Linked DNA regions of Homo sapiens: region 2 is linked to region 1. Evidence: chromatin loops called from intact Hi-C (ENCODE). Cell type or tissue: CD4-positive, alpha-beta T cell. All regions are shown on one strand. Links, peaks and the distances in the headings refer to the core of each region. The heading gives the core; the rest is flanking DNA. Region 1 overlaps MAPKAPK2 (MAPK activated protein kinase 2). Region 2 holds the start of IL20 (interleukin 20).

The links. Hi-C counts contacts between places; a loop is a spot of excess contacts. Peaks named below come from ENCODE experiments on the same cell type or tissue, not always from the same donor. Only the 100,000 strongest peaks of a DNase experiment are listed, where the experiment ranks them.
Region 2: it touches region 1 in a loop (7-fold over the local background); 5 of 110 quality-filtered maps call a loop at or near these places.

Annotation. Positions count from the first base shown.
Region 1 is chr1:206,727,767-206,743,896 of GRCh38, reverse strand. It overlaps MAPKAPK2 (MAPK activated protein kinase 2), which reads right to left. Exons shown (of 10, transcript NM_032960.4): 2 at 15,048-15,187; 3 at 14,798-14,862; 4 at 14,422-14,501; 5 at 13,799-13,925; 6 at 13,134-13,209; 7 at 12,635-12,759; 8 at 12,172-12,257; 9 at 11,978-12,058; 10 at 9,616-11,322. The coding sequence ends at 11,179. Among named protein-coding and RNA genes, the nearest start is that of IL19, 35 kb to the left of the region's middle. RefSeq lists enhancers at 2,221-2,330, 2,421-2,470, 6,081-6,130, 9,081-9,270 and silencers at 4,237-4,346, 4,377-4,426. In CD4-positive, alpha-beta T cell, for the core only: CTCF peaks have their summits at 8,986 and 9,186; DNase peaks (open chromatin) are centred at 6,076, 6,646 and 9,156; H3K27ac peaks cover 3,299 bases.
Region 2 is chr1:206,852,556-206,868,262 of GRCh38, reverse strand. IL20 (interleukin 20) reads right to left here and starts at 2,640. Exons shown (of 6, transcript NM_018724.4): 1 at 2,577-2,640; 2 at 2,252-2,440; 3 at 1,899-1,964; 4 at 1,627-1,779; 5 at 805-879. The coding sequence starts at 2,410. In CD4-positive, alpha-beta T cell, for the core only: CTCF peaks have their summits at 2,939 and 3,145 (motif pointing left); a DNase peak (open chromatin) is centred at 3,142; H3K27me3 peaks cover 228 bases.

The sequences.
Region 1 (16,130 bases), core at 5,283-13,282:
AAGAAAGAAAGAAAGAAAGAAAGAAAAGAAAGAGAAAAGTGACATGTGAACAAAACTCAAAATGAGTTGTGCTGGTAACTGAGGAATGTTCCACCGCAAGGACCTGGAGGATGGAAAGAGTGGCTTCTGCCCCACCCGTCCAGCTCTGCAGCTCCGCGAACTTTGCAGGTCCCTAAGCTGTGGCTTGGCCTTGAGCCTCTCTGAGCTTCAAATGCTTTCGCTGCTTCCCTTTTGCCTTTGGGTGGTGTCCCAAGGAGGCGATAAACCACTGTTGAACCTCAGGGTCCTGTACTACAAAGGATTGTTTCCTAGGTACTTAATCAAGCTGAGCCTCAGTTTACAAATCTATAAAATGGGGATAATTATTTCACTTCCTTATGGAGTCGTTGGAGATCAAAAATCCAAAAGAAAAGAAAGACTCACAAGGGGGAACTGGCAGTCTCTGAACTGAGCTGAGAGGCTCTTCATAGGGCTTTAATTTAGGAACTGGGCTAAAGGTTAATACTGATTCGCTATCTCATTCTCACAACAGCGCTATAACAAAGATGCTCTTAAATCACTGTTTTTACTAATTGGGGAATTGACGCATACAAACACTGAGGGCTCTGAGCTGCTGGGTGCTAGAGCAAGACCATGAATCCAGATCTGTAGGAATCTAGGGTTGCAGCCTACACACCACACAACCTCTTTTGAATCTCTCAAGCCAAATTTTCTTTGGTGGTGTGAGCAGGAAGAGCCAGGTTCTAAAACCTAAACTAGACACCGCTCTTCTCACATTTCCTCCCAATCAGCCCTAATCTCTGTGGCCTCCTTTGCTGGGATACAACCCAGCGGTTTTCTCTGCTGCATTCTTAAAAGAGAACGATACCCCCCAAAGCCGAGGACCTGATTAATTTGGGCGACTGTGGGAGGGAGAGAAGGGGAGGCATTCTTAGAACTGGGGCCTAGGCTGGGGATGGCGGGCTCCACTTTCGGCACATTCTAGAGACCATGGGCATGGGGGTTTTGAGAGAAACCTGTGACTCACCTCGCCTCTCATGGTCTGTTTCACTCGGAGGCTCACTGTCTTCCCATCATCCTCCCTCAGCCCCCACCGCCAACACTACCCGGCTGCCAGCACCCCTCAGTGACCCACCCACCTACTCCTGCTACCTCCCAGCAAGCCTACAGCTCAGCAGGGCAGGGGCTCCTCTCTGCGGGGCTAAAGAGCTACAAATCCACTGAGTCTGAACGTCCCTGCAGCAGACCCCTGTAGCAGCCTCCCTTCTCAGCAAAAGCCACACGGCGTTAATCACCTTTATCCCAAAAAGAGGAGTCCGGGGCCAGCCTAGGGAGTTAAGAGTAACAACTGCCACTCTTATATAAAGGGCACATGTGAGGGGATAGAGAACTCGGGAGATAGAGCAGGGAAGGGGCAGGAAAGCAGGTTTCTTGACTTCTAAATGCAGTCTCCTAAGTTAAATTAACCTGCTCACACTGGTACAATGATGGCTACAGTACCCACTGTATAATGCATGAGAATATATGATAATAATGAGTGCTAACTATGTGCCAGGCTGAGGCTTTTCCATAATCGTTTATATAACTATGCTAAGTCTTTCATATGATTTTTTTACCTGATTTTTCATTTAGTCCTCACCACCTTCTAAGGTTGGTGATAATATTGTAGTCTAGATTTTCCAAGAAGCAGATGCCAAAACAGGATTACACATACAAGGGTTCAGTTAGGGGAAATTTCTTTATGAGAGAAAATAGGGAGTGTGAAGCGAGGCTGGGGAACCACCGGTGTGTGACCCCACTAAGGAAAGAGGGAGAGGAGGATGTGCACAAGGGCCCCAGGCACAAGTGTCTATGAAGTTGCCAGGGGCAAAGCTGGCCATCCTTCGAGTCCTGGTTCTCCCAGGAACGGGTGCGTCTTCACATCCCTGTTGTACTGTCATTGACTGGGAGCACGAGAAAGGAAGTGTGGCCTCCACACAAATGAGACAATGAATTTCAGAGTGCCATAGCTGGGGCCCTTGGACAAATAAGCTCCCCATAATAGGAGGTCTCTGGGGCACATGTTCATGGGTGCCTCAATAATAATTCCCATTTTACCGGTTGACAAGCTGAGGCTCAGAGAGGACAAGTCATCTGCTCATAGTTGGGACCCAGCTTAGAGTAACTCCAAAGATTTATCTTTGTGCCATATGCAACTGAGCTACTGACCACCACATCCCAAGCCATCCCCAAGACTGATGCCTCAGATTCGGTACCCAGCAGAGGGCTGGGCACACAATCAGTGTCACATTGGGAGGCAATGTGGCTGAGCTCCTGTCTAGTGAGCTCCTGTATAGTGGGTCCTGCATGTGTCCTGTGTGCCCCACAACACCTACAACCCGGAGTCAAAGCCGCCTCCTCCTCCCTGCTATTCCTAACCAGAGGCGTGCCTCCTCTGTAACTTCCCACAGCACTCTGGGCCTCTCTTACAGCACCCACCAGAGTCAGCCTTATGTCACTTATGTTATGTGCACACTTGTCATCCCCCACAGGCATTTGCATGCCAGTCAGAGAAGCAGGTAGCCCGGTCAAGATCAAACACCAGGAGGCCAAACAAGGCTGAACCTCAGATTTTTGTCTTTGAGCCATTCTGCCTACATGCCCAAAATGTATGCAAATAACCATAATTGAGTGAGCAGGGCCACTGATATGGGGAGATGTTGAAGGAATCCCCTAAACCCCTCTACAGCTGACTTTTCCACTCGCCCACAATGTGGCCAAGGGTCTACATCTATCAGTTTTGGGAAGTGCTATAAATGCCCTTTTACTCTCGGCTGACTGACTCTACCCCCAGATTTGCTGCTGACAGCAAACCCTTTCGTAAAGCTCTCACTTGGAAAGCAATATGCAAAGTGCATTCATTCATAAATCGATACTGTCTTTTTGGCAGTCCCTATCAAAAACTAAAATGTGTATACCCTTAGATCTTGCCATTCCACTACTAGGGATCTATACTACAGAAATCCTTACACACACACTCGAAGATACTGTACAAGATATTTGTGAGATCTATATAAATAGTAGAAAAAGGGGGGGAGGGTAGTCCTTCAGTGCAAATGAGGTTAAAAGACAAATAAAAAAGAAAGGAGGTGAGAAATATCCATCCACAGCAGATAAATTGTGGTACATCATACTATAAAATACTCTGCAACTATTTAGAAAAAGAATGATAGTTCTATGAGTTTGATCATGGAAATTCACAAGATATGCTAAGTGAAAAAAGCAAGCTGTATGTTGTTTCATGGGTATGAAAAAGTCTGTCAGTTGCACAACAATGTGAACATACTAGTGAAGTTTACAGTTAAAAATGTTTAAGATGGTAAATTTTCAGTTAAGTGTATTTTATCACAATTTTTTAAAAGCAGGTTGCAGAACAATATGCCTAATGATTCCATTTGTACTTGTTATAACTGCCAAAGAAACTTCTCAGTTGTGCTTATAAGTATATTTGTATCTAGATAAATTTTCAGAAACTTTTTGGATAAAAATTTCAAAAAAAATAAAGCTGTTCAATGAAGTTTTTTCTGGAGAGGGAATTGGCATCACTGAGGTGGAGACGTTATAAAGAGAAAGGTTCACGCCTCACTCTGTATGTCTATATATGTACATATAATGTCTTGTTTGAGTTACTAAAATTACTTGTGTTAATTTTCCTTTAGATGCTTTCATCCATCCAACAGATACTAAGCACCTACCCTGAGTCAGCTGTCATTTTCAGAGCCTGAAATAAGCCGATCAGACTGAATTTCTCGTCTACCCTTTCTCTTCCTTGCACACTGGCTCAAAGAATGCCTGGCTGTCATCCTTCCCCTCCTGCCCTCGACCCTCCTGTGGGTGGGTAGGGCTAGAGTCTCACTATGAGGACCATTTCCTTAGAATAGGTTTGTGACCAGAAAAGGAGACAGCTGAGTGCCAGAAAACCAAAGGCCCCTCTAGGTCTTACTACAAATACCAGGTCTCTCTGCACCACAGACTCCAGCTAACCAAGGTCTCTGTCTTAGACTTAGATGAGATCGTGGTTTCTTTCAAAAGTAAACCTTTGACTGGTGAATTCAGAACCACATGTCTCCAGATCAGAAGGTAAGGGCTAGGAGAACTCAGCTCATTCTGAAACTTGAGGCCTTATTACCCCAAGAGGCAGTAGCTGTTTGAGGAACAAGAGACCCACAGCTGCCTGGACAGAGGAAGGAGCAAGATCACGTTTCACACACTCGGACAGCAGTAGTCAGAGCTAGTAACTGCCCGGGGCTAGGACCAGAGCCACCCAGACAGGATGCTCATTTGCATAACTTGTACAGATACTTTGCATATCAGGGTCCTGGAAACACTACTACCCTAGGATCAGAGAGGTTGAGACTAGTATTTGGTCACACAGGACCTCAGAGACAAAACCAAAACCAAGGGGTGGGGGAGGACTTAGGAAGGGAGGACTCATGAAGGGGGAAAGTGGAAAGTCAGTCCTGGTATTTCACTTGCAAATCCTGGCAGGGGTGTGGGATGGCAGTAGGAAACTTTACTGTCCCTGAGAGCAAGAAAGTTATGCAAACAAATGCATTTGCATGGCAGCCCTGGTCCCTAAAAATGACTTATCAAACACAGGTTCCACCACCTTGGCAGCCCCACCTGAAATCCTGCAGGCTTGACAGCCAAAAGACTTCCTGGCCAGAGGCTCTGGGCAGTAACTTACCTTCCAAGCAATTATGACTCCCTCTAGAGGAGACAAGTAAATTCCAAGGTAATTCTGGGTTCCAGATGGTGGTGTGTTAAAAATGGAAAGGGTGGACGCCAAGTATATTGACATTTTTGTGTGTGAGTGCCAGGGAGGCTCCCAAGGGCTCCACTTTTAAACTGAGTGGAGTAAGAACCATGAGGACAAAGGGATGAGAAAGGCCTTTTAGTGGCAGAGGGAAGAGGGGCAAGGAAGCCCCTAACAATTGCTCATCCTGCTCTTCCAGGAGGGCTCTCAATTTCATGTAATGTCATCATTTTCCATGATGATTCAGAAAGTGCCTAACTACAAAAGATCTAAGTTTAAGGTGTACCACTGTAACACTTTTTAAAAAATTAATGAATTGAGTGAAACGTGGCAAAAGCCCCATCAGCCCACATCCCCAAATTTTGTTTTTCAGGGAGCAAACATCATTTATGAGGCAAATCCAAGTTGGAGGGGCTGGAAAGGGAAAATGGACAGAAAACACCAAGGGCACCCCACAGAGAGGAGTAAATCAGATTTCCATGAGCAGAACCCATGAGGGGTCAAAGGTCAAGCTAACGAGATGAGCAGACAGACAGCAGTTCAGACCACAAGACAGGAGGGGTGAACCTGTTGGAGAAGGAAGGATCTAGCTCTTGCAGAGAGAAGTGAGAGCAGAAATGCAATGGGGAAATCTCCATCATGCTATTCCATTTTCTGCCATCAAAACTGTCAGTCAGGTGCCAGCTTGAAGGGCTGCTAGGAAGCTCTCCTGGGTCTCTAACAGAATAGCTCCACCTTATGCACTCCAACCACCTCTGCTCCTGTTCTGGAGAGCATCAGTTCTTCTGTTACAGCGATGCCCGCCACTTCTCTATGCTGAGCTCCACAAAGGCTAGACCCACTTCTGGACTCATCTGTGTGTCTCCGAAGTCCTAAGCACTGGGCATGACACAGAGGAGGTGCTCAAGATGAGCTGAATGTTGAAAATGTGACATTTTTACTCTTGGATAGTGGCTGAAGGTCTTCTTTTTAAAGAGCAGCCTAGGCTGAAAAGGCCAAGGCACTGACCTGTCTGAATGGTGGCCCAGAGCCCAGGGGGCAGTCCTATCTTTCCACACGAGTTGCACTTCCCCCACCTTTCCAAGTCTTGGCACAGCCTCATTTAATCTTCACATGCCTGGGTGGGGGAGGACTGAAATCCTCCCCAACAAGGCATAGATGTGAGATCTTCGTCCAGAGGACGAGGATCCAGGGTGTGGTTTATTTTGTCATTTTGGTTTTTTCACCTCACTCATGCTCATCTGAAAACCTCTGGGGCCCTAAGAGGCTGCCCTATGCCACCTGGGCTTGAATGACACATTGTTCTCAGTCTGGAACAGCCCCTAATGTGTCCAGGCCTGTGGGTACAGGGAAAGGGAAGACAAAGCCACTTGCTGCTGCACACAGGCATTTTGTATCTCCCCAACTAGGTTCTCAAGGGCAGGAACTGTGCCCTACACTTCATTTGTTTCTCCCAAAGCACAGGACATACACCAAGTGCCTGGATTATCTAGTGGTCGAGTATGCTGGGGAGCCACACTGTTCTGACTGAGTGCAGGGAGACGACAGGAAGATGAAGTGAGCAAAAGGACCCAGGGGCGGCTGGAGCCCCTAAATGTAGGCTTCCAGAGACAGAGCCCGAAAGGAGCTGCATTCTCAGGGCTGAGGATGCGGTGGCTGCCCCTCAAAGCCTCCCCTGTCCCCACTCTGCCCCACCTGGGGAGTGCCCAGAGGGTTTGTTTATATTCACCAGTAAGTGGGCCAGCCACTTTCCCCAGCCTCACCACCCTCACCCTCCTCCCTTGAATAACTGAATTTCCTTCACACCCTGAGCAGGCCCGACCTACCCGACCTACCTGCTACCCACTCTACCCACTCGTCACTCACAGCCTCCTGCATTTCCTGTCTCCAACCCAGTCAAAGGAAAACCCCAAATTTACTGTTATTGTTTACCAACCCAACTGCCTGCTCACCCCAAGGCACAGAGACCCGCCGTGAAGCTCAGGGCAGGAGCGTGGACCAGGCCTAGGCCACTGACTCGACTCCAAGCCTGGGGCTCCCTGTGCTCCCACTGCTGAGCAGCGCACTGAGGGGTGGGACCCTCCTGGTGATAAAGGCCACCTGGCAGCTGGCATTTTAGGAAGCATTTAAATCCACCATCTAGGCTGGGCACAGTGGCTCATGCCTGTAAGCCCAGCACTTTTTGGGAGGCTGAGGTGGCCGGATCACTGGAGATCAGGAGTTCGAGACCAGCCTGGCCAACATGGTAAAACCTCATCTCTTCTAAAAATACAAAAATTAGCTGGGCATGGTGGTATGTGCCTGTAATTCCAGCTACTCAGGAGGCCGAGGCAGGGGAATTCCTTGAACCTGGGAGGCGGAGGTTGCAGTGAGCCAAGATCACACAACTGCACTCCAGCATGGGTGATGGAGTAAGACTCTGTCTCAGATAAATAAATAAATCCACCATCTCACTGAATCCTTAAAACAGCCACAGGCCTAGGACTATCACCCTCATTCTATAGCAAAGAAAACTAGACCTTCCTCAGTGGAGTGGAATCCAGCCTCATATCTCCTCTCCTCCCCGCCCCCTCTGCACTCCCTTACCAAGACGATGTCCATGGGCTTTCTTAAAGAAGCTCTAAACTTGGAAACAGGAGATCCAGGTCAGAATCCCTGACTAGCTGTGTGATGCTGGGCGAGTCCCTTTACTCCTCTGAGTTGGAGTTTCTTACAGGTAAGCTGGAAACGAGACTGACTACCTCAGAGGGTTCTGATAATGAAGAGATGGAGGGGAAGAGCCCAGCATCGGTACTTGGTAGGGGCCCAGGAGTGTCTCTATGCTCCTCTTTACATCTCACACTACTTAAGGGTGTTCAAGAAGCACACCTGCTCCTGAACCCATGCAAGCCAGCATCTGCCTTTAGGGACAAAAGTTTCCATTGCCATCCCACCCAGGCATTTAGCAGAGGTGTTAAGCTCTCCCTAGAGACAGGGACTCGCAGGGCCATGCCAGCATGGAAGGTCAGGGACATGGGCATGGGGGTGAAAAGCTGTGGCAAGACCCCACTAACCATGCCAGACCCCTCCTGGCCCTTCGCCCCAGCCATTTTCCCTGAAAGCCAACCCCAGCCTGAATCCTTGCTGACCACAAAAGCATCCTCCTGAAATGGGCTGAGTCAGGGAAGGAAGCAAAACACAAGGGCCAACGTTGGGCATGAGGCCAAGAAGGCTGTGCAACGGGCCTCTGTGGCAGAATCCTGGCCCCCAGTGATGCCCATGTCTTGGTCCCCAGACTGTGGCTATGTTCCCTTACATGGCAAAGGGGACTTTGCAGATGGGATTACGGTTAAGGGCCCTGCAATGAGGAGATTATCCTGGATTATCTGAGTGGGCTCAATCTTATCACACCAGCTGGGTCAGAGAAGTGACCACAGAAGGATCAGAAAAATGCAAGGTTGCGGTTGAAGATGGAGAAAGGGGGTCATGACCCAAGGAATGCAGGAAGCCCCTAGAATTGATAAAGGCAAGGAAACACCCTCCAAAGAGGAATGCAGCCCTGCTGAGACCTGGACTCCAGCCAGCCTAGTGAGACCCTATCACACTCCTGACCTACAGAACAGGAATATCATAAATTTGTGTTGTTTTAAGCCATAAAATTAATATGGCAGAAGCTTTGTTAACAGGAAACTAATAACAGCTTCTAAAGATAGCAGAACTCTGACAACTTCCTCTCCTTCTCTCCCTGACTCCCTCCTAGCACCCCTTATTCCTCCTTCTTGGGTTATTGCTTCTAACACCTTCATAAGTGCAGACAAAATAAGTGGATTTCTCTGAAAGCAAACCCCCATGCTGGTTTGTTTTGAGCTGTGATTTTAGAGTGATGAGTAGTGTCTCAAGGCGAGAACCAACCTCAGCAACCCACTGTCATGAAGGGGAGGTCCAGGGCCTGCTGTTCCCAGGAGCTGAGGGTGGAGACATGGTCCTTCTGGCAGCAAAGGGGACAAGCAGGTCTCTCCTCCAGCGGGGAGAGGGATCTGAGTTCCAATCCCACCATGCAACTGTGGCACATCATCCCACCTTCTCAGTCACTTTCCTCACACATAAAACAGCAATCAGCAGCCGCCCTGTACTGTCTCTTGCTGGCAGCTCTGAGGGTCACATAAGAAAATGCGGGTGACACAGTGAAGGATGTGCTATTTTCCCATCTGACCCGGAGGGACTGCAATGGGGCAGGTAGCCCAGTTTCTACTTTAGGCTCTGCTGCGGGTCAAGTCATCATGTGGCCCCAGCTCTGGGCTTCAGTCTTCTCATCTGTGCACTGAGAATGGGCCACAGGAACCATGAAGTCTCTTCTAGCTCCGAGGTAGAGCCTTTGGTTTCTGCCTGACCCCTATCACCGCCTCCTGGAGAGTGCCGGTACTACACTAACCTGCTCCCCTGGTATCTTTACCAGGATTTCAACCAAATTCACCAGCACCCCCTCTTCCCTGGACCCTATACCAGCTGGCTTTCGCAGGCTAAAGGTGCCAGCACCTGGTGGTGGCTATGTAGGTCAAAGAATCATATGCCAAAAAGAGCTTGGCTCCTGATTCTGCATTTGGCAAAAGAAGATGGGCTTGAGCCCTTGCAGCCTCCCTGTCCTGCTTTAAGGATGCCCTACACACATCCTGCCCAGGTCCTCACCAATGAGGTGCTGGCTCCTGCTCGCCCAGGAGGCCCTCCGCTCCTCTCCCAGGACCCCCAACCCACACCCTCACCACCCAACAAAACCCCTCTGCACATAGAGGCGGTGGGGGGTAAGGCCTGAGCCCCAGGAAGAAAGAGAAAGAAAAACTCTCAACTATTAAATCTGTTTAGTAAAGACAATTTCGCTCATACAAAACAACAGTTTACAACAATCGAGTGCTGGACACACCATCTGAGACAAGGGAGGCGCTGCAGGCACCCAGCGCCTTCCCCCATACACAAAGACGACCCTGGGCGCCCCTCCACCACCTGCCCCTGAGGGAGAGGAAAGGTGAAGTATTCCTGCCACCTCTCCCTCCAAGGGAAGGGGGAGTGGGGGGCCATGGCACAGACAGCCTACCCCAGCTGCTCCTCATCTGTGCTGGGGGAGGCCCCTCCCCTCACCGGCCCCGAAGCTGAGTTGTTTGGGGTGATGGCAAATGGCTGATGGGCAAGGGGGCAAAGTCAGGACATCTTTGGTGCAAAGACTCCCCCTGACCCACCAGGCCACACAATGGAAATCTGAGGGAAGACTTCAAAAGTGGCCCTGCCTTTGCCCACAAGGGGTAGCTGGCTGATGCCCCAGAACCCAGGACAAACACAGGAAATGCAAAAGCTCTGCCAACAGAAGCTGCCCAGGCTCACCTACATGAGCTGGGCGGTGGCCCATGGAGAAATGGCTAAAAATTTAAGGAAAATAAACAAAAATGGGTTAATAATGGCAAGAAGGGGAAGTAGAGAGGTCATTCAGTAGATGAGTGCCTCAGAGGACCTAGGACCAGCACTAAGTGGGGGGAGGGGGGCCCTGGGGGCTGGGGGTCCAGTCTTCCTGATCGCAGTGCCAGTGCCCGGTCACTCCTCTCTGCCTCCCGGAACCCAGCTAATAGAGACAGGCCACAGAGGGCCTGTTTCAGAATCTGGGTGGGCTTCCCAGGCACTTTGGCAGGCTCAGTATGGGCAGGGCAGACCCAAGAAGGGAGAAGGTTCCTAAGCCCCAGCAGGGCCGTCTCCCTCTGCAGCCCTGCCTGCCCCTGGCCCCTCAAATGCACGATCCCAGGCACAGATCTGCGCACTCATACACACGTGTGCACACACACACACACACACACACACATACACTCACTCCTATTTGTCTGGCACACTGGAGATGTCTGAGGGCTCCGAGAGAGGAAGTGCGTGGCATCCTCCTCCAAGGTGGCCTTGAGCTCCCAGAACGCGTGAGCCAGCGGGGACAACCCCAGGCTGTTGTGGAGAAACAGGGAGGGCAGATGGGACAACACAGGGACAATCCCTATGACAGTTTCCACAAATACCCTCTAACAAACCACAAGCCTTTGCAGTATCCAGAGAGGAAGGCGTCTGGTGGAGAGGAGTGGGGCAAGGACAACAAAAGAGGTTTCGTAAAAACTCTAAGTCAAATTACTGATAAAATTGCAAAATGAGCACAGGTTCAAGAGCACCTTGCTCACTTCTCTCCACAGCCTCCCAACCTCCCAGCCTCTCCCACTCTGGGGTGGCCAGAACCAAGGCAGAATTCAGTCACTGATGCAGTTCCAGGCTCCATGCAGCTGAGGAGGAGAGGAGGCAGATGTGGACAGTTCTGTCTCTTCGTTTAAAAAATATATTCCTGTAGAGAGTTATTGCTTGTCCTCCCGTGGGCAGGAGGGCGCGGTGGCTCAGTGGGCCAGAGCCGCAGCCTCCAGGGCCCGAGCTTTCTTCCGCCTCTTCAGCAGCAGAGGGTTGGATGCATCTTCAATCTTTTTTATCTTGATCTGCTCGTAGTCAACGCGCATTGTGGCCAAGGCACTGGTCATCTCCTCCTGGGGGCACGGCAGCACCAGGAAGGGTACAGAGAGAGCCAGAAGACAGGTAGGAGAGACAGCAGAAGAGAGACGTGAGAGACAGAGACAACAAGGGCAGGGTGAGGGCGGCAGGGGTGGGAGCAGAGAGAGAAGACGGGCTGGTTAGTGGTCCACGCTGACAACGGCAGCCTCACCCCAGCGCTGGGCAGCAGAGAGCCTGGCTATGGCACTGCTGCTGTTCCCTGAGAGCCCCCCAGTGATCCCGCAGGATAGGAGGAAGAGACTTGGGCCAGGAGTCAGGAAACCTGGGTCCGGTCTGCCCCAACCAGTCACCAGCTGCGTGACCTTGAGCAGACTGCCCTCCGCCTCTGGGCCTCAGTTTCTCTTCTGCAAAATGAGAAGATGATACCAGATGGTCTTTAAGGTCCCATTAGAGACCCAGGGAATAAAAGGATTCTAAGAAACAGCACTGAGTTTGGACAGGAACACAGAATCCTCTGCTCACAACCTGGTCAGCCAAGTGGCCTGGTCGCTGTTCTTGTCATGAAGACACCCCTGGGATGAGAGAGGCAGAATCAAGCTCTCCCCTACCAGCACCACGCCTCACACCTGGGCACTCCCCGCAAGCCGCCCACCCCACCTGGAGCCCCTCTCACCCAGTGGTGCCCCTCACCTTGACATCCTCCCACCGCTCCTTGTCCTCCTTCAGGACCCGGCTGGTGTGCAGTGGGGTTTGAGGGACCTTTGTTGATTGCTGAGAAGAGAGAAAAGGGGTCCGAGTGAAAGCCTGGGGTAGGGTCCTGGCTAAGACTCTGTCCTGTGGAATAGTCCCGTGAGACCCAAGGCTCCCCAGCCTGCCGAGCTTACCATGATCCAAGGGTGGTTCATAAACTCGGTGATGGTCATTCTCTGGGTGGGCTCTGTTTTCAGCAGATTCCGAATGAGCATCTTCACTGTGGGGTGGGACAGGGGGCAGTGACAGCTCAGGGGTCACTCTCCCTGGCCTGCTCCTTTCCCCAGTTTTCATGGGGAAACCAGGTTCAAAGAGGGGGTGCATGGAGGCAGGCTGCCGGAGCAACTGGCCCCAAGGACCATTACGGCTGTACCACTTGAGAGGCCCTGCACAGCCCCACAGCCTTGGCCCTGCCTCCAGCCCTCCACACAGGCAAAATGAAGCAGGACGCACCCCGCAGGCGTGGGCATAGGTGCTAACCCACAGTTACACCACGCACATGAGATGGAGGCCCATACATGTGTCTGCGTGTACACACATACACACACACACACACACACGGGCTCTTCCCCTTGTCCTGAAAGCCTGGGTTCTTACCTTCCTCTGATACTTCTGACCATTCTGGGTTGGGAAATTCATACTGGCCCATTCGGATGCGAGTCTTCATGCCCGGAGAGATGGCAAGGCCGTGGTTGGAGTAGAAGGGGGGATACCCACACAGCCTGCATCAACAGGAGGAAGGAAGTGGGAGACAGAACAGCTGTCACTTAGTGGCCCTGTACCAGGAACAGGATGAGAAACAGGCTCTTCTCCTTGTAAAGGTCACAGAGAAATCAGGGCTTATTGACACAGGCACAATATACAAAGTCAAGCCCGGGGCCCGGGAATCCAGCATAGCAAGTATCTAAGGCGCACACTTTCCAGCCCATGAGCTGGTTTACACCCGCCACTTAGCTATCGGAACTGAGAGAAGGGGCACGCAGGGGACTCCCCTGTACAAAGGGGAATGCTAACGTCTGCCTCTTCCTCTTGTCCTGGAGAAGTACAGGCCGCCCTGACTCCCTGCCCCACCCAGCCCCCTCCCCAGCACACTCACAGGATGTACATGATGACACCCAGGGACCACATGTCACAGGACTTGTCATACTTCTCTGGACCCAGCACTTCTGGAGCTGCAAATCAAAGGTCAACATGGGTGGGCCGGCCCTCAGAACCCTGTGATCCACTCAGTTTCTCTGTGAAAGATGCTCCCCATCCCAACCTTTCAGCCTATCATGAGGTGGCAGCAGTTGGGGCACAGAAGGAAGAGCCAAAGCCCAGCCCAGGGACTGGAACAGAACATCCTCCTCCATGAGGAACCTGGAACTAGGAGCTTAAGATTCTAAAAATCCTGAACTGCATGAGACTTTCAGGCCCATGCCGTTCATTTAATTTCACAGATGCTCTGAACATGCTTTGAAAGCTTCTTCCATGCCAATCAGCTGTGGCTCCAGAACAAGACCTGGGTCCAGACTCCATGGAGAATCTGATGGAAACCATGGCTCTTCTCAGAAAGATCCCAGCAGATCCTTTCCTACAATTTCTCAACTGTAGCTTCGCTCTGACAAGCCCTACTTCTCAGCAGGTCCCAGCAGAACCAGCACCAGAAGGGGCCATACAGACACAACTCTCCTAGGATTTGCGGCCCCCCAGATAGCCAAGAGGAGGGGCTGAGAAAAGTTCTGGGAAAAGCCTAGGTCCCTGGGCCCCCTGTGGACTTACCCACATAGTACGGTGTATAACAAGGAGTGGTCAAAGAGTTGTGGCTGGTGGTTTCCTTGGCAAAGCCAAAGTCAGTGAGTTTCAGGATGGCGTTGGGCCTTTTGGAGGTGTATAAGAGATTCTCAGGCTACAGAAAGAGAGACAGAAAAATAGCAACCCTGCTGGACCTGGGAGGGGCTATCAGAAACGAAAAGGATCCTGGTTCCTCCCTTCCTCTACTCATCCAGCAACCATTTGCCTATCCTGGGCACTGCCCACCACGAGGAGTGGCAGCTCTCTATGGGCAGGTGCCTGCCTCTGCAGGGTTTCCAGAGTGCCTGGAGATAACAGACTGACACACAGAACCCGCAGTAAACACCACAGGAACAGAGAAACCAAGAGTGTGACTGAGGGGTTCTGCCTGAGGAGAACCACAGGGCTGAGTGGGGCCAGAGAATGCTTCACTACTGGGTTTAGGGGTTTGCCCATGGGCAGAGAGGGCAAGGCCCTACAAGGCAGAGAATGGCATGCTCAGGAACCAGGCAGCAAGGACGCAGGGTGGCCTGGCAACCATCTCTGGGGTGGCCACAGCCCCTTTGTTGCCCCCCACAGCACTCGGGCTCAGGGTTATGAACAGCTGGCACCTTGACATCCCGATGGGCAATGTTGATTGAATGCAGATACTGGATGGCCTCACCGATGCTCTTCATGATTTCGGATGCTTCTGTAGAGGGGAGGGAAGAGTGAGTGGGAAAGAAAGTCACAAAGACACATCATTAGGCTTGAAAACCCAGTGCACCGGGTCCCACCTCTGTGCAGCCTGAGGCTCCCCACAGCCACCACCCACCCCAGAAACAAAGCCACCAGGAGCTTCCCTGGTCAGCTGAGGCACCCCTTGCAGCATGCTGGAGGGGGCAGCAGCCTCAGCACCCTTCCCCAAGAGCAGGCACTGCAAAGGCCCCCTTCAGACCCCCACTGCCCTGCCTGCCTGCACGTGCTCCCACAACAGACCCTTTCTACCTCTTTCTGTGAATGCCTGGTCTCCTCGATCCTGGATTCGGCTAAAGAGTTCTCCACCGTCCAAACTGAAATGAAGCCACAGTGAGATCCAGAGAACACAACAGCCCGCCGCCACTCTCCACTGCCCCCCAAAAAATCAAGTGTTTACATTCCAGGCTTCAGGCCCATCCCTGGGCTGTCCTCAGAGGGTAAGGTGCCTGAGTGAGGAGTGGGAACAGGCTGGGCCGGGACTAGAACAGTGGCTGCTTACCATTCCATGACAATCAGCAGGCACTTCCTCCCTGCGTACAGATTCTCGTACACATCCACGATCCGTACGATGTGCGGGCACTGGGAGGCCCGCCAGTGCAGCTCCACCTCCCTGCGGGCCTTGGGGCAGTCCTGAAGCATCTGCAGGCCAAACAGCTTTCTGAGTAACTGCGCTGTCACATGGGCCTGCTCTAAGCCCCTGGCCCACATGCCCTGACATCGCCACCGACATACCACAAACCCCCCACTCCTGCTGGCCCCCCCCACCAGCCCCCTTGGCACATTTCCTGAGGCCTCTGCAGTTCCTTATCTGCTCTATATGAAATCTCATGATGACTCTCTTGGGGCCTTGACAGCTACACTGAGATCAGCCCTCAGGCCATTCGGTCCAGCTTAGACCTGTCTCCAGCTTAGGCCATAAAGTCTACTGTGGAAGGCAGGCAGCACTCAGGTACTGGGAAGCAGGGGGTGAAGGGGCTTCGGGGAGAAAGGCAGACTGAGAAAAACCAATACAGTATTGGAAAGGGGGCTAGAGAGAAGAGAGACTCCAGAGTCCATAGGAAAAGGCCCCTCAGCAATTACTCAGACCCAGCACAACAAATCCAGAGCAATATTCTCTCTACCTCTGTAGTTGACTTCAACCTGGCAACAGATGGCCTTGGAAGTCAGCCGGATGCCAGTATGAATCCAGTTATTACTAGATTTCCAAGCTTGAGCAAGTTACTTAACTCGTCGAACCTCACTGATGCCCCTTCTTCTCCCTGGACCAATTGGCTAGGGGTATTAAAGGAGGCTGGCTTCTCACCAGCCTCAGGGGTTCAATCTTGACCTGTCTAAGCCAGTCTCATTAATTCCAGTCCCTTTGCTAGTGACTGGCTTGGGAACAAGCCTACAACTCAACTGGCCAAGAGCCTTGTAAGAAATCTGCTGCCGGGCACGGTGGCTCGTGCCTGTAATCCCAGCACTTTGGGAGGCCGAGGCAGGCAGATCACGAGGTCAGGAGATCAAGACCATCCTGGCTAACACGGTGAAACCCCGTCCCTACTAACAATACAAAAAAAATTAGCCAGGCATGGTGGCAGGC
Region 2 (15,707 bases), core at 1-8,000, 130 kb before region 1:
CAGAAGTAAAACTGCTACTTAAGACTCTTGAATCACAGAGATCAAAATAATCAAGCTATTTTCTTTAAGAAACGTGTGTGTGTGTGTGTGTGCACGTGCCTGTGTGTGTGTGTAGGGGTTGCCTACGGTGCACACATCAGTTGAACAGATATTGATTGTGCCAATCACCTAGCTGATGGTTAGGGATGAAAAGGTGAATGGCACAATCCCTATCCACAGTTGAGTGAGGAGACTGGCAAAAACAGGCAACTAAAATGTAGTGTGGTGAATAAAGGGATGAAATTCCTACAAGATGATGTGGGAGGCATCTAACTCTGAGAGAAGGAGCCAGCACCTTCCTGAAAGTGATGCCCAGGCTGAGTCTTTAAAGGATGAGTAGGATTTAGTCAGTGAGGAGTGAAATCCAGGCCTTCCTGGCAGACATGAGAAGGTGTGAAGGTGAGAAATTGAATGGCATGGGTGTGTGTGTGAAATTGTGAGTGTTTTCAAAGGTACATAGAAGTGTGTGAACATTGTAAAACTATTGCCTCTGGTTTGTGCAGCTAAAAGATCCAGATGTCACTGTAGTGACTTGATGGAATCATGGCCATTCCCTTTCCATTTCCAGAGCATCACCCAGAGAGGGTACTCCTCTAGAGCCTGGATGGGTGTCCCCTGGGTTAAAGCAAGGGCTGGTCCTCATGATTTCAGAGGGCTATGAACCTGAAGGCTACAGGATGTCTAACAGTGAATAACCATCCCACCTACCTATGATCTCAGTTCTTAAAACACACCCATCCCAATCAATGCCAAAGTCGCATATACCTTTTCAAAGTGACTCAGAATCTGGCTGTATTTCTTCATTGCTTCCTCCCCACAATGGCATGTCATGTGGGCATGCTGAAAAGGACCCAAAGAATAATAGATTATATTACAGATTCTGATTTTTTGCCATTGACATGAAGCAGGCAGAAACTCTACTCTTTCACCCACAACCCTGAGGATGCTTATTCCTATAGAAAAGCTCTTTCAGACCTCACATTTGGAATCACTAAGTTCATCATCAGCTAGGAGAGGAAGCCACCTTTTAGGCTCAAACATGGAACTCATCACTTCTTTTTTAGAAATAGGCAGGCAGTACTGAAGGCATTTGCCATCCCCGTACCCCATCTGGCCTCCCCACAACCCCCAGCTGTAGTCTAGGAGCTCTATCCCAGAGCTCTTTGAGCCCCCATGAGAAAAAAAAAAAAAAGAATTGAATTCCTAGGTCCTATTCAGACTATATTCTGAGGTCAAGCTCAATGGTCTACTAATTGACTGCCTAGACAGAGGACGCACTAATATACTGTAGGATACCTCACCTACAGAAAAAGTATAATTTCAAAGACAACAGAGTTATCATTAATATCAAATAGTTAGCATCTTATAGTTCTTTAGACTTTGCAAAGTACTTTTTGCCTAGAGCATATACCGAAAAGTCAATAAAACTGAGTTCTTATTACCTAGTCACATGTCTCAACACAGATTATTAGAACTTTTGGACTCAGTTTCTCCATCCATTAAATGGAGGTAGGAAAGAGAGTTTAGTTGCTAAGCCATTGAAGCTGTGTGCTGAGATGCATCCTGTCACCCAAGACCCACACTCACACAGAGCCGGAGGTCCTTCTTGATGGTAAGAAAGGAATTGGCGAGGCTGCTGATCTTCCGGAGAGTATAATGGTCAGGGGTCTGGTAGTTTTTAAATACCCTGTCCAGATAGAGTCTTAGCAAATGGCGCAGGAGGCAGCATCGATTCGCAGGCTGCAAAAAACCACAGGTATATTGGTGAGGGGAAAGGGGAGAGCAGAGACAAGACCAGGGTGATGGAGATGCTCCCACTCCACTCCTCCTCCCAGAGTTTGTCTGGGCCAAGCACATACCTTTGTGTCTTGCAAAGACTCAGTCCTCCTTAAGATTCTGATGTCAATGTTTCCATCTTTGGCTTGCTAAACAGAAGAAGACAAAACAAGCAAGGATGAGTCAGTGCCTGCTGCCAGGGTCTTCAATATCAAGACTTCTCATCCACTCCCTGCCAAGAACTAGTGGGAGGTGTCCTTTCCCAAAACATTTTAAATATTTGAACTACAGTTATTTCTTTGGAATACATCCCCCGGGTAAGGAATCCCCAGCCTGCCTCTTTTTATGATTACACTGCCAGTACTGCCAGGAAAGAGAAACGGACAAGGAAGGAAGAGAAAAGGCTTTCAGGAGAGGTAGATACCCGCTTACGTACCACACTGCCCCGTATCTCAGAAAATCCATTTCGTATTTCCTGAAGGTTTGTGGCGATCACACAGCTTCCCAAATTGAGTGTCTTCAGTCCAGTGGAAGGAGTCCATAGGAGATAAAACGCAGCAGAGAGAAGGCTGAAGGCAAGACTAGAGGCTTTCATCTTAGGCCTGAAATCTGGAGACCACAGGAGCTAGGAATTCAAAGAAGAGAGCATGACTTACTGAGTTTCCCCTCCTCCAAGTGTCCACGGGGTGAGGGGTGGGGGGTCAGGGGAAGAGAACAGCCTTATCTGGCCTCAGACAGTGTGGCCCATCCACGCAACTTACTAAGAAAAACTGCCAAGCCTCCCGTGAAGAGAAGATTTCAGGTCTGAGTTCAGAGTCTGAGTGCGAGTTGGTGGCACAGGTCGTGGCTCCTTTATTCTGTCCCCATCCTGGCTCCGCCGTTAGTGCCCAGCAGGTAAGGCCTGGAACAGCAGGCACTTGCAGTGAATAGATAGAGAATGACATTTCAGGGGAAATGTCAAAACTTGTTTTGGGGAATTGACGCATATAGCCTCCCCTTCCAGAAAGCCAACGTAGCTCACCCTTCTGGTCCCCTCAGACCCACAGGGGAACTGGGGAGAAATCGAATCTCACAGAAGCTGTGGCTGCGCCATCGAAAACACCTAGGGGGAAATTGTCTGGATTTTATGGCCACCCACAGGGCAGAGAAACTGAGCTCTGTTTGGCATTTGTCTGAGATCAGATAGGTTATTTGAGGGTAACAGATTCGCTTAAGCCCCAGAGGCAAATAGAAAGTCAATGATTTCATAACAAGCCTACTGCCAGGGAAAGGCAAGACGTGATGGGCAATCAGCCCGATTCCACCTAACACTCGTGTCTGGGACTCCACAGCGCCCTCTGCAGGAGGACTGTAGTCAGGCACTCCTGGGTGGATTCGAGAGTACACGCTTTCCTGGACCTGCAACTCAGGTCCTAGACCAAGCAAATGGTCCCAAAAGTCAGAGAAGAAAGGCAATGACGGAACTCATTTATTCTTGGGCGAGCCTCCTCAGTAAGAGAGCAGGTTAGGGTGTTTGCTGAGTTTTAAGATAAAATAATAATGGGCTGAGGTTAGGGTAAAACAATTGAGGCACTCATTTTAGGTGCAAAATTTAAGGGAGCACTAAAAAACCTCAGTCATCAAGATAAAAATATTTTAGTGCAATATCAAAATGAATTAAAAAGCTTATGACAAACAAAATATCAAAATTTTATATAAAGACAAAATTCGACAGTGCCATGCTGAGCCATATTGAAGCAAAAGGAAAAATTTGTACCACTATTCACATGTTTTCATGTTTCATTCTTAATGGTTAACTTTGTTTCTCAAAAGCATATGATGAAAATATTATTGATGAGTTTCCTTCCCTTAAAACCAGGACAGTAAAATTATAATAAATTTTGTTTGGGGCAGAAATAAAATATTTAAACTTAAAGTCATGAGTCGTAATAAACCTACTTTTTAATTTTTCAATTTTCTCAAATACTTTAATATTTTTGAAAGAAATAAATACATAAAATTTATAAAGACATATATATATACACACACATCATATATATATATGCACACATCCATATATATATGGCTGGCTCCATAGCTTGGCACAGCACTGATAATCATTATCACTTACTGAATTTTTCCTATATGCCAGGCAATATGCTAGACATTTTTTACATTTGTGACCACTCGAGATACTGTCAAATGTAGGAAAAGGAAAAAAGCAAACCAAACCCAAAAGAATCAAAGAGGACTCTGGGTTTGGAGACAAGAGAACTGGGTCCAAATAAATCCTCGCTTTACTAGTTTCCATTGATGTGGGTCATTCCAGTTTACCCAGCACTGAGGTTGGGGGGCAGGGAATGGTTCCTGAAATACGAAAATTTCAGTTTTAAAACTGGAAAAACCACAGGTAAACTGGAATGAGTTGGCCACCCTACCTCTATGTGACCTTGGACAAGTCAACTCACCTCTGAGTTTAATTTTCTTAACCCCAAAATGGTGATAATTAAACTTAACCCAGAAATTGTTTTGATTTTAAATCGATTATTTAAATACAATAATCTATGATTTATACACTTAGCACAGAGCAAGTGATCAATTCATTTTAAGTAGAGATTGATGTTAGTTGTCCTGAACTAACAATTTGATGAGCATTTAATGAGCACCCGCTGTCTTGAATGTTGTGCTAGGTACTGAAGTACAAAGATAAACATGATGATTATTTGTCCTCAAAGAGATTTTGTCCTCGTGGAAAAGGGTCCTTTAGATGTGACCTTGAACATACCTGGGTAAATGATTAGGAGAAGTAGGTGATCCTCACAACAACGTGAGCAGTGTCAGTAGAGGGTAAGATCTCTTACCTGAGCTCAGGAAAGGCTGCTGCTTCTGGTCTCCTAGGAGCCTGTTTCAAGTTGAAAGGCTTCCCATTATTTATATCTGTATATACATGTCACATGAAGGAAGTGAGCTCAGGCAGGTGAGGGCTGGAACTCCCTTGGAATTTCTCTGGTGGCATTGTTCTTCCTCAAGCACTACAGCAGCTTAATTGCAGGACAGATTACCCCAACACCTTCCTCCTGGAAGAAGCACTGCCTGAGGGGATTACTGGTTGTAGCTGTGGATAAAGGATGTGCCTCCTTCTGGCTCCACCTTCCTGCTTGATAAAATGATGGATAGAGAAGATCTGAGTTACTGAACTGGAAGAGAATTCTGGGGGATTCTCCTGCTCTCTCCTCTAAACCCAGTTCCCCTTAACCAAGTTTCTCCACAACTCCAGACACTGTGGGCTCATTCCTGCTGTTTTTCCTCAGCCCTTGCTATCCCCACCATTGCTCTCCAACATGGCCACCCTTCCCTCTAGTCATCATTAAAGATGAAACCCAAATCCTTTATTCCTGAACAACTCTGGGCTATACCAATCCCTCCCTTCTCTGACTTCCAATAGCAGATTTTTCTTTGGCAGTGAAAGCATCTAATGTTGTCCTGTGTTTCATGGAACTTGGTCTTTTCTCCCTAATAACACTGGAAAATTTTTTAGGCTGGGACTAGTCCATCATGTAGGACCATGCTCCCAGACAAAATTAAATTCAAAGAACCTGGGATGAATTATAGACAACGCCTTGGAAACATAAAGATGGTAGAGACTATCATATGTTCTTTATCAACTTATTAAAAATTAAATATCTAAAATTCTGAAGTCTTATATTTGAGTCCAAAGACTCCACATTACAGTATGACTTTGGCATATGATTGTGTCTTTCTGGATCTCAGTTTACAAATCTGTAAAATGAGAGAAACAGACTAAACAGTGTGTAAGGTCTTTTCCTGTTCTGACATTCAATGACTCTTTGTGTTTCTACCTTTTGGATCAGAATGTTCTTTTCAACATCTTTTGATATCTTCTTAAAGTTTCCTGAAAATAAAGACCATGGCTTTTTATTGTAATGCTTGATAAATGTTGAAAATATGTACAAATATCTAATCTAAATATCTCTTAAACTATTTAAGCTCATGCCTATTTTTCCATCATTGGTGCCAAGTTAACCATTTCTCATGATCATATATAAGTGTGATTAAAGTAAAATCGGGAGATGTGGTCTGATGAGAATAGTTGAAATCAAGATTTTCAGTAAATCTAGGCTTGTATAAGCCAGTCATGTCAGTCAATTCCTTTTCATTAACCAAGAAGAACCCAATTGCATTGTTTTAAGTTACCTGTAATGATTAATTAAACTTAGTATTCACACACAATCCCAAATCTTTTTTTTTTTTTTTTTGAGACAGGTCTCACTCTGTCGCCCAGGCTGGAGTACAGTGGTGCGATCTCGGCTCACTGCAAGCTCCACTTGCCAGGTTCATGCCATTCTCCTCCCTCAGCCTCCCGTGTAGCTGGGACTACAGGTGCCCACCACCCCGCCCGGCTAATTTTTTTTGTATTTTTAGTAGAGATGGGGTTTCACCATGTTAGCCAGGATGGTCTCAATCTCCTGACCTCGTGATCCGCCCATTTTGGCCTCCCAATTCTATTTTAATAATCAAGTCTCCCCTTTTCCTATCTCAAAATACTTTATCCTTTTTTTTTTTGAGTTGTTTTTAAGACAGGGTCCCTCTCTGTCTCCCAGGCTGGAGTGCAGTGGCACAATCACAGCTCACTGCAATTTCCTGGGCTCAAGTGGTCCCCCCATCTCAGCCTCCCGAGTACTTGGGACTATGGTGCGTGCCACCATATTTGGCTAATTTTTTTGTATATTTTGTAGAGATGGGGGTTTCACCATGTTGCTCAGGCTGGTCTCAAACTCTTGGGCTCAAACAATACACCCTCCTCAGCCTCCCAAATTGTTGGGATTACAGGTATGATCCCACACCCAGTTCAAAATACTTTATTCTTTTAAAATTCACTTACCACATTCCACATCACATTCTGTACAGATACCAACTTACCTCATCTCCTCTGCAAAACTTCCCCTGCCCCACTCTAATCTGTCTCTTCACCCCCATTTCCCAAGGCAGAACTGATTCCTCCCACCTTTTCACCTTAACTTTACCTTGTATATTGCTTTTTGTATTTATCACGGTCAACTACAATTTTTTAGTTGCATGTCTCTATCTCTCACAAACCTGAGAGCTCCTTGTTCATCTTCTTGGTCCCAACACCCAAAGGCTCCTAGCAGGTGCTCAGTGAACATTTGATGACTATGGAATGAATATATTGATTTGTCACTGTTCCTTCTTTCTGCTATGTTCTAAAGCCTGAGCTCTATGATTTAACTTATGAGGGGACCCTGGGGCTCCCCTGACACACATCTTCTTTCATATAAGGAATTCTACCTCAATGGCAAGAATTTCCTTATCTAATGATAGACTATTCCTCCTGGACTGTTAGAGCAAGAAGTGATTTTTAAGTACGAGTCTAATTCCTTCATTGTATACATGGGGAAACCATAGTTCAGAGAGGTGAAGTAACTTGCCCAAGGTCATTCAACTGGTAAAAGGCAGACCCCAAAGTTGTATTCAGTAAGTGTTCATTCCAGTACATGACACTCTTAACGCATGAGAAACTCCTATAGTAAATAGCTTTTCTTAAAAATGAGACTGAGAAGGAAGCTTTTCCCATCTCATAATTCTGGTAGAAGAAATGAGTCTTCAGTGGAAACAATGTAGAGGGTATTAGCACTGAAGATCACATGGGACTGAGAGCCAGGAGACCCAATCCTAATATTCACTTTCTTACCAACTTTCAGGGTGAACTTGGGTGACCCAAGTCTAGTTTTTACACCTTTCGGGCATTCAGTTTCATTAATAAAATGGAGATAACACCTACATCGTCTGTCTGCCTCACCCAGGAGTTATATATATATATATGCATATTTATATAAACCTATAGACACATAAGATCATTTTTATCATCCTTGTGTCTGATAGATCTTAAAAGCCATTCTTTCAATAGATATTTATTAAATGCCTACTATGTGCAAGACACTGTGCTGAATGCTGTGAGGATTACAGAGATGCCCCGGGCAGGTCTCTGGCCACTACCTGCCTACAGCCTTGTTGGAGGATAAGAGGTACGTTTGCAGAACCAAGATCAGTACTGCTGAGTGCGCAGAAAGTTAAGTGCCAAGGGGCACAGAGGAGGGCACTATCACATAGCAGAGCTTGAGATAAGCCTTGAAGGGTAGGCAGAATTTAAATGAGCAGAGATGCTAGGGAGGGATAGAGAGGAGGGCGAAGTTGAACAAAGGACACTCAAAACAGAAATGAGAGGACAGAAAAACCCAAAAGGTACTTGAGGACTGGCAAATAGATTTGTTTGGCTGGAGCTCGGTTTCATGGGGAGAAGCCATGGAGAATCAAATTGGAAATATGGCTATAATATCAGTGACCAAGAATACCATACCAAGGAATATGAATTTGATCTGGGAGTCTAGAAACTGAAGTTCTAGCTCTAGCTTTACCTTCACCTCATTGTGTGGTCTTGGTAAAATAACTTCCTTTCCTTATCTGTAAATTATGGGAAAACAAATGAAATGATTTATTAAGCCCCTTTCTACTTGGCTTTCTTAATTCTGTAATTCTTGACTTTTCCCCCTTAAGGCCATAGGGCCACTGAAGACTCTTATAGTGGGGGAGAGATGTGGGAATAGCTGCGCATGAACCATGGGGTCTTCAAGGGCAGCAAGTGCTTGGCACCTTGCTAGTGCTCCAGTGGAACAGATGGGGGATGCAACTGTGTTAGAGAAGCCAGGGGTACATTTCATGGGCACATCAAGCCAGCTTGAGAAAGTGAGGTTCCAAACCCGGGAGTCAGGCTATAATCGGTGCCAGTGGCATTGTAAAGGTAAGCCGCGCAGAAGGAAGAGAAGGAGAATCCCTTCCTAGGAAACAAACTCAGCTTCCTAATTAAGCCATTTTTGGGCAGGAAACAATTTTCTAGACAGCAAGAAGGAAATCCAGCCACTCCTTTTTTTCCAAAGGAAGACCTGAGTTTGCAATGCAGGGTTTTCCCTATCTAGGACATCACAGTTGCTGGCATCTGAGCTTCCTGCCCAGTTGCATCACTTTGCAGGGAAGCACATGGGCCTTCGGTTCTGCTGGAGGAAAAACCTCAGTTCAAAAGGTGGGCAGGTGAAGGCCCTTGCCACTGGCTGGTAGTGCTGGGAGCTTTGCCCCACTTGCAGTTCCAGCTACCTTCCTGGGAGACAGCAGGGTGGGATAGGCGGGGTAGTTGACTATCAGAAGCGTACATTTTCGCTTCCTTGTCCTCAAAGCTGCCAGCATGAGTGACATCATTTCCCTTTCCTGCGTTTTTTCATCATGCTCTGTTTAACCAGCTCAACTTGTTTCCAGGCTTTCTCCTGAGACTTCTTCTGACATAGCTGGATCCCCAAAGTTGGTTAATTCCTCCTGCCCCGTGCCTGCAGAGCAAGAGACACTGGGCATTTATTTCCTCCTCTGGAATTGGAGTTGGGAACAAAAATCCAGACAAGGACTTGACTTAACAGTTTCTTCACCTGAGAGAGTAGGGATGTACCAGTTCTTTCCCTTCTATTTTATTTTATTAATTTATTTTTTGAGACCGAGTCTCACTCTGTCACCCAGGCTGGAGTGCAGTGGCGTGATCTCTGCTCACTGCAACCTCCACCTCTTGGGTTTAAGCAATTCTCATGACTCAGCCTCCCAAGTAGCTGAGATTACAGGTGCATGCCACCATGCCTGGCTAATTTATGTGTTTTTAGTAGAGACAAGGTTTGACCATGTTGCCCAGGCTGGTCTCAAACTCCTAGGCTCAAGCGATCCACCTGCCTCAGCCTCCCAAAGTCCTGGGATTACAGGCATGAGCCACCACACCCAGCCAGTTCTTTTCCTTTTAATTTCACAAACAAGCACAGAGAGTCTCCCATGTGTGAGCACTGAGCTGGATTGACCCAAGGGCTACCAAAGTGGAAAAGATGTGGTCTCTTGGGACCCCCCTCCATGGGACCTCATAGCATCATGAAAGCAACAGACCCTCTAATGCAGGAGTTCTTAACTTGGGAGAAGGTAGATGAGAAGACACTATGTCTTTTTTTTTTTTTTGCTAACCTCTAATTGAAATTCAGCATTTTCTTCAATTATAAGGATAAGCAACAAATACAAACCACAATAGTATTAGCAGTACCAATGACTTTGCCACTGATGGAAATCACAAATATTTTTGTATCACATTACAGTGGTTTCAGGTATCTCAAAATATCACTTATATTCATTACTACTTAGAAATGTCAGCAGTTTGTAGGCCTACTGCTAGATCATGCATTAATGCATTAATAAAGAAGCACATATATATTACCTATTTGTCATTTCCACATTTTGATAGCTGTATTTTACTACTACCGGTTTCCTTTATAACCCTATTTCTTTTACTTTATGCATTTAGAAATATTATTCTGAGTTCATAAGCTTCACTGGCATGCCAAAGGAATCCATGGCACACAAAAGGTTAAGAGGCTTTGCTGTAATACCTGTGGGCATGGTGACCACAACTCCCCAGTTGTGACACACAGTCTGAGAAAAATGAGGCGACATAAAGGGGATGATGGGAAGGATTTTTGTTATCAGGACATTCCTAAAAAATTCAGTCTATGTTCATAATAGGCATTTGGGTGAGGAGAGGAGAAAGGCACTGAGATTCCTTCTGAGGGGCAAGGAGGGTATCTGAGATTTCTTAGAGAAAGTCTGGTTTGAGCAAGGGTTAGTATGTCACAAACCCATTGACAGACTAATGGGTTTGTGAGCTTTGAGGATGGAGAATGTGGCAGGGTCAGAAGAACCCTTACTCCTTCCAGTAAAGAAAAATGGAACAAAATTCCTGAGGCCAGAGAGCACTTCTACCTCCTGTACCTGAGGTATGGTGACCCGGGGATGCTGGGCGGGGTTCAGGAGCAGGTATTGAAGAAAGTTGAAAAAAACGGTGGAATTGCAATGAACTGTGAGCAAGAACTTGAGAAACTACACTCTGAGACGTTCTAAGAATCAGTGACTGTTTTCCTTTGGTAACCCACTCAGAATCTAGACCAACATCATCCATCATAATAGGTCAACTGACTTGCTTACTGATGTGTTTCCCTAATTTCAAATTCAAAGCACCTTTTTTTTTTAGAGAGACATATAGAGACAGGGTCTTGTTTTGTCATCCAGGCTGGGGTGCGGTGGTATAGTCATAGCTCACTGTAACCTCAAACTCCTGGGTTTAAGCAACTCTCACATCTTAGCCTCCTTAGTAGCTAGGACTACAGGCATTCACCACCATGCCTGGCTAATTTTTTATTTTTGTAGCTGTGGTGTCTCGCTATTTTGCCCAGGCTGATCTCAAACTCTGGCTTTCAAAGTACTTTTTCATTCACTGGTTTCCTACAGAGAGACTGAGATTTCTACTATCCAACAACTTTCACATTAGACACCATTTCTAGCCACCTAGTGGTATCAGAAGGACCCTGCCTGCACTCTGCCTCAGGGGTATCTCATCTAGACTTACACCTTGCTCTTCTTGAGTGAGGTGTGAGGGACATTTTGGAGCCATTGAGGAGGTGAGGAAGAAGAGGTGAAGTCTTGAGTTCTTTCTCCCCAGTCATAGGGCGGCTGGTCTGAAAAAGCTGAACCTCTGGCCCAAGTGAGAAGGTGCTGCTTCTGCCACTACTGACCTTGTCGGAACAGATGATGCCCTCTAGCCTGCACGCTTGGGACTGCACCACTCCTAGGTGAGAAGGGCCCCAGTTAGCAAGACACCCAGAGCCCTGGCCAGCCAAGGAGTTGAGTGGAGACACTAGTCTTCAGGCTTCAGGATGTGAAGTTAAGGACCATAGGACAATAATCAGGGGTGAAAGAGAAATGAAAGACAAGAAGGACAGACAGAAAACTGACTCCTTTGCCATGGAGCTAGAAATCAAGGACATGGAACAGAGGCAGAGGATCCAAGTGGAGGATAAAAGGAAGGCTGAGAAGTTCCGAAACCAATGACAAAGCCACAGGCTTCCTTTAAGTGGGCTCCGCCTTTGCTTCATGCATGTATTCATTCATTCAATGAACATTTATATACTGAGTGCAGCCATTTACAAAGTAGCTGTACCCTCGGAAGCTCAGAATCTGAGACAGGAAATGGATACTGAGGTATCTCTGACTTGTCAAGAACTGGAAAACCATTCTGGGTCCCAAGGAACACAACTAAGAGTGGAGGTAGAGAGGAAGGAGCAAGAGGAAGACGGCTTTCTGCCCTGGGGGAAGCGCTGCAGTTCTTGGGAAGTTAAGCCTGTGCTGGGGGTAGAGTTAAGATGCACTAGAAGGTGACCACAGGCTCTTTTGTTGTTTGTTTGTAGCACTTACTGTGTGCCAGGCACTATGGACTTCATGAAATACTAGTTCCTTTAATTCTCATGCAACCCCATGAAGTATGTGTGCTTATTCTCTTCATTTTCCAAATAAGGAAATTGAGGCACAGAGTGCTCTTACATAGTCTAGGGAAGTGATCAGCAGAGGCATCCAGACCAGAGTGTGCTGAGTCACACTTATCTCCTGATATGAAAGCTAGATTCTGAACCCACTCCCACTCCCATGATGGTCCTTCCATGGGACCTGGTTCTGGATCCAGCCTCATTTACAGCACTTGAATCTTCGCTGAAGGTGGTTCTGTGGCAGAGCTCTGAAACTGAACTAATTGAATGTCTTTCAGTAACAGAATGCGAAGTATATAGACGTCTCTAGAATGCTCTAGAGCAGGGGTCCCCAACCCCCAGGCCATGGACCAGTACCGGTTGGTGGCCTGTTAGGAACCAGGCCACAGTAGGAGGTGAGCTGCAGGCCAGCGAGCATTACTGCCTGAGCTCTACCACCTGTCAGATCAGCGGTGGCATTAGATTCTCATAGGATGTGAACCCCAGTGAACTACGCATGTGAGGGATCTAACTTGCACTCCTTATGAGAATCTAACTAATGCCTGATGATCTGAGGTGGAACAGTTTCATCCCAAAACCATCCGCCCTCCCCACCCTTGACCTGGTGGCAAAATTGTCTTCCACAAAACCAGTCACTGGTGCCAAAAATGTTGGAGACTGCTGCTCTAGAGAATGCTCTATCTTGGGCCGAGTGCTGTGGCTCACACCTGTAATCCCAGCACTTTGAGGTGCCAAGGCAGGCAGATCACCTGAGGTCAGAAGGAGTTCGAGACCAGCCTGGCCAACATGGTGAAACCCCATCTCTACTAAAAAAATACAAAAATTAGCCAGGTGTGGTGGTGCACACCTGTAATCCCAGCTACTCGGGAGGCTGAGGCAGGAGAATTGCTTGAACCTGGGAGGCAGAGCTTGCAGTGAGCCAAGATCACACCAGTGCACTCCAGCCTGGTCCACAGAGTGAGACTCCATTTCAAAAAAAAAAAAAAAAAAAGAACACTCTATCTCTGGAATGTCTTATCTCACCTGCTACTTAAGAAACAAAAACAAACAAAAAAACCAATGTAACTTGAGCTCATAGCAACTTTTTAAGAATTTATCCTCTCCCAAAGTCCTTGGCCAAATGTGACATGCTGACTCCTGCTGTGGACCTACATCCAGGAATAATTGCTTAGCCCTGCCACCCACAGTCAGGCATTGCTCATGGCTGCATGGGGAGTATTGAGTGCATCTTATGAGCTAACGGTTGTTCTAGGCATGACAATCAGTGCTGAACAAAGCAGGGGTCTGGATAGAGTCAAGGGAAGAGTCCCACACTGATGAGTACTGTGACAGAGGAAGAACAGAGCACTGGACCAGCCTGCGGGAGGGGTACCTGAGTAGCAGGGAGAACCAGGAAGGCTACCTGGAGCCTGGTTGGCCATGCAGAAACTACAAGAGCCATTGCCAGGACATGGCAGAGAGCCATCTGGAGATGCAGACCTAGAGGAAAGTACAGCTGCTCTGGGCCAGAGTCTCTTGCCTTCATACTTGCTAGTTATAAGTAAATAAATAAATGTACAAGTAAAACTCTCCTAAAACAACACTGTTACATGGGAAATAAAATCGGAAAGTTGAGAATAATTAAATAGGACAATCAACATTTATTAAAATTTTTAATTTTTGTGAGTACACAGCAGGTGTATATATTTATGGGGCACATGAGATGCCTTGACACAGGCATACAATGTGTGACAACCACACCATAAAAATTGGGGCATCCATCCCCTCAAGCACTTATCTCCCATGTTACAAACAGTCCAGTTATACTCTTCTAGTTATTCTAAAATGTACAAACAAATTACTATTGACTATAGTCACCTTGTTGGGTCATCAAACACCAGGTCCCATTCATTCTATTTTTTTTTTTTTACCCATTAACCATCCCCCCTTCCCCCCAAACCCCCTACTACTCTTCTCAGCCTCTGGCAACCATCCTTCTACTCTCTATCTCCATGGGTTCAATTGTTTTGATTTTTCAGTCACACAAATAAGTGAGAACATGTGATATTTGTCTTTCTGTGCCTGGCTTATTTCACTTAACATAATGATCTCCAGTTGCATTCATGTTGTTGCAAATGACTGAACCTCATTCTTTTTTATGGCTGAATAGTATTCCACTGTGTTTATGTACCACATTTTCTTTATCCATTCATCTGTTTACAGACACTTAGGTTATTTTCCAGATCTTGGCTTTTGTGAACAGAGCTACAGCAAACATGGGAGTGCAGACATCTCTTCAATACAATGTTTCCATTCCTTTGAGTACATACCCAGCAGTGGGATTGCTGGATTGTATGGTAGCTCTATTTTTAGTTTTGTGAGGAACCTCCAAACTGTTCTCTGTAGTGGTTGTACTAATTTACATTCCCACTAACAGTGTACGAGGGTTCACTTTTCTCCATATCTTTGCCAGCATTTATTATTGCCTGTCTTTTAGATATAAGGCTTTTTAACTGGAGTGACATGATATCTCGTTGTAGTTTTGATTTGCATTTCTCTGATGATCAGTGGCATTGAGCACCTTTCACATGCTTGTTTGCCATTTGTATGCCTTCTTTAGAGAAATGTCTATTCAAATCTTTTGCCCATGTTTTGATTGGGTTATTAGATGTTTTCCTAGAGAATTATTTGAGCTCCTTATATATTCTGATGATTAATCCCTCATCATATGGGTGGTTTTAAAATATTTTCTCTCATTCTGTTGATTGCCTTTTCACTTTGTTGATTGTATTCTTTGCTGTACAGAAAAACTTGATGTGATCCCATTCATCTATGTTTGCTTTGGTTACCTGGGCTTGTGAAATATTGCTCAAGAAATTTTTGCCTGGGCCAATGTCCTGGAGAGTTTCCCTAATGTTTTATTGTAGTAGTTTCATGGTTTGGGGTCTTAGATTTAAGTCTTTAATCCATTTTGATTTGAATTTTGTATATGGTGAAAGGTAGGGGTCTCATTTCTTTCTTCTGCGTATGGATATCCAGTTTTCCAAGCACCATTTATTGAAAAGACTGTCTTTTTCCCAGTGTATGTTCTTGGCACCTTTGTCAAAAATGAGTTCACTGTAAGTGTGTAGATTTGTTTCTGGGTTCTCTATTCTATTCCATTGGTGTATATGTCTGTTTTTATGCCAGTACCATGCCGTTTTGGTTACTATAGCTCTGAAATATAATTTAAAGTCAGATAATATGATTCCTCCAGTTTTGTTCTTTTTGCTTAGGATAGCTTTGACTATTCAGGGTCTTTTGTGGTTCCATATAAATTTTGGGATAGTTTTTCTATTTCTATGAAGAATGTCTGTATTTTGATAGGGATTCCATTGAATCTGTAGATTGCTTTGTGTAGTATGGACATTTTAACAATGTTGGTTCTTCCAATCCATGAACATGGAATATCTTTCCATTTTTTGGTGTCCTCATCAATTTCTTTTATCAGTGTTTTATCATCGTCAT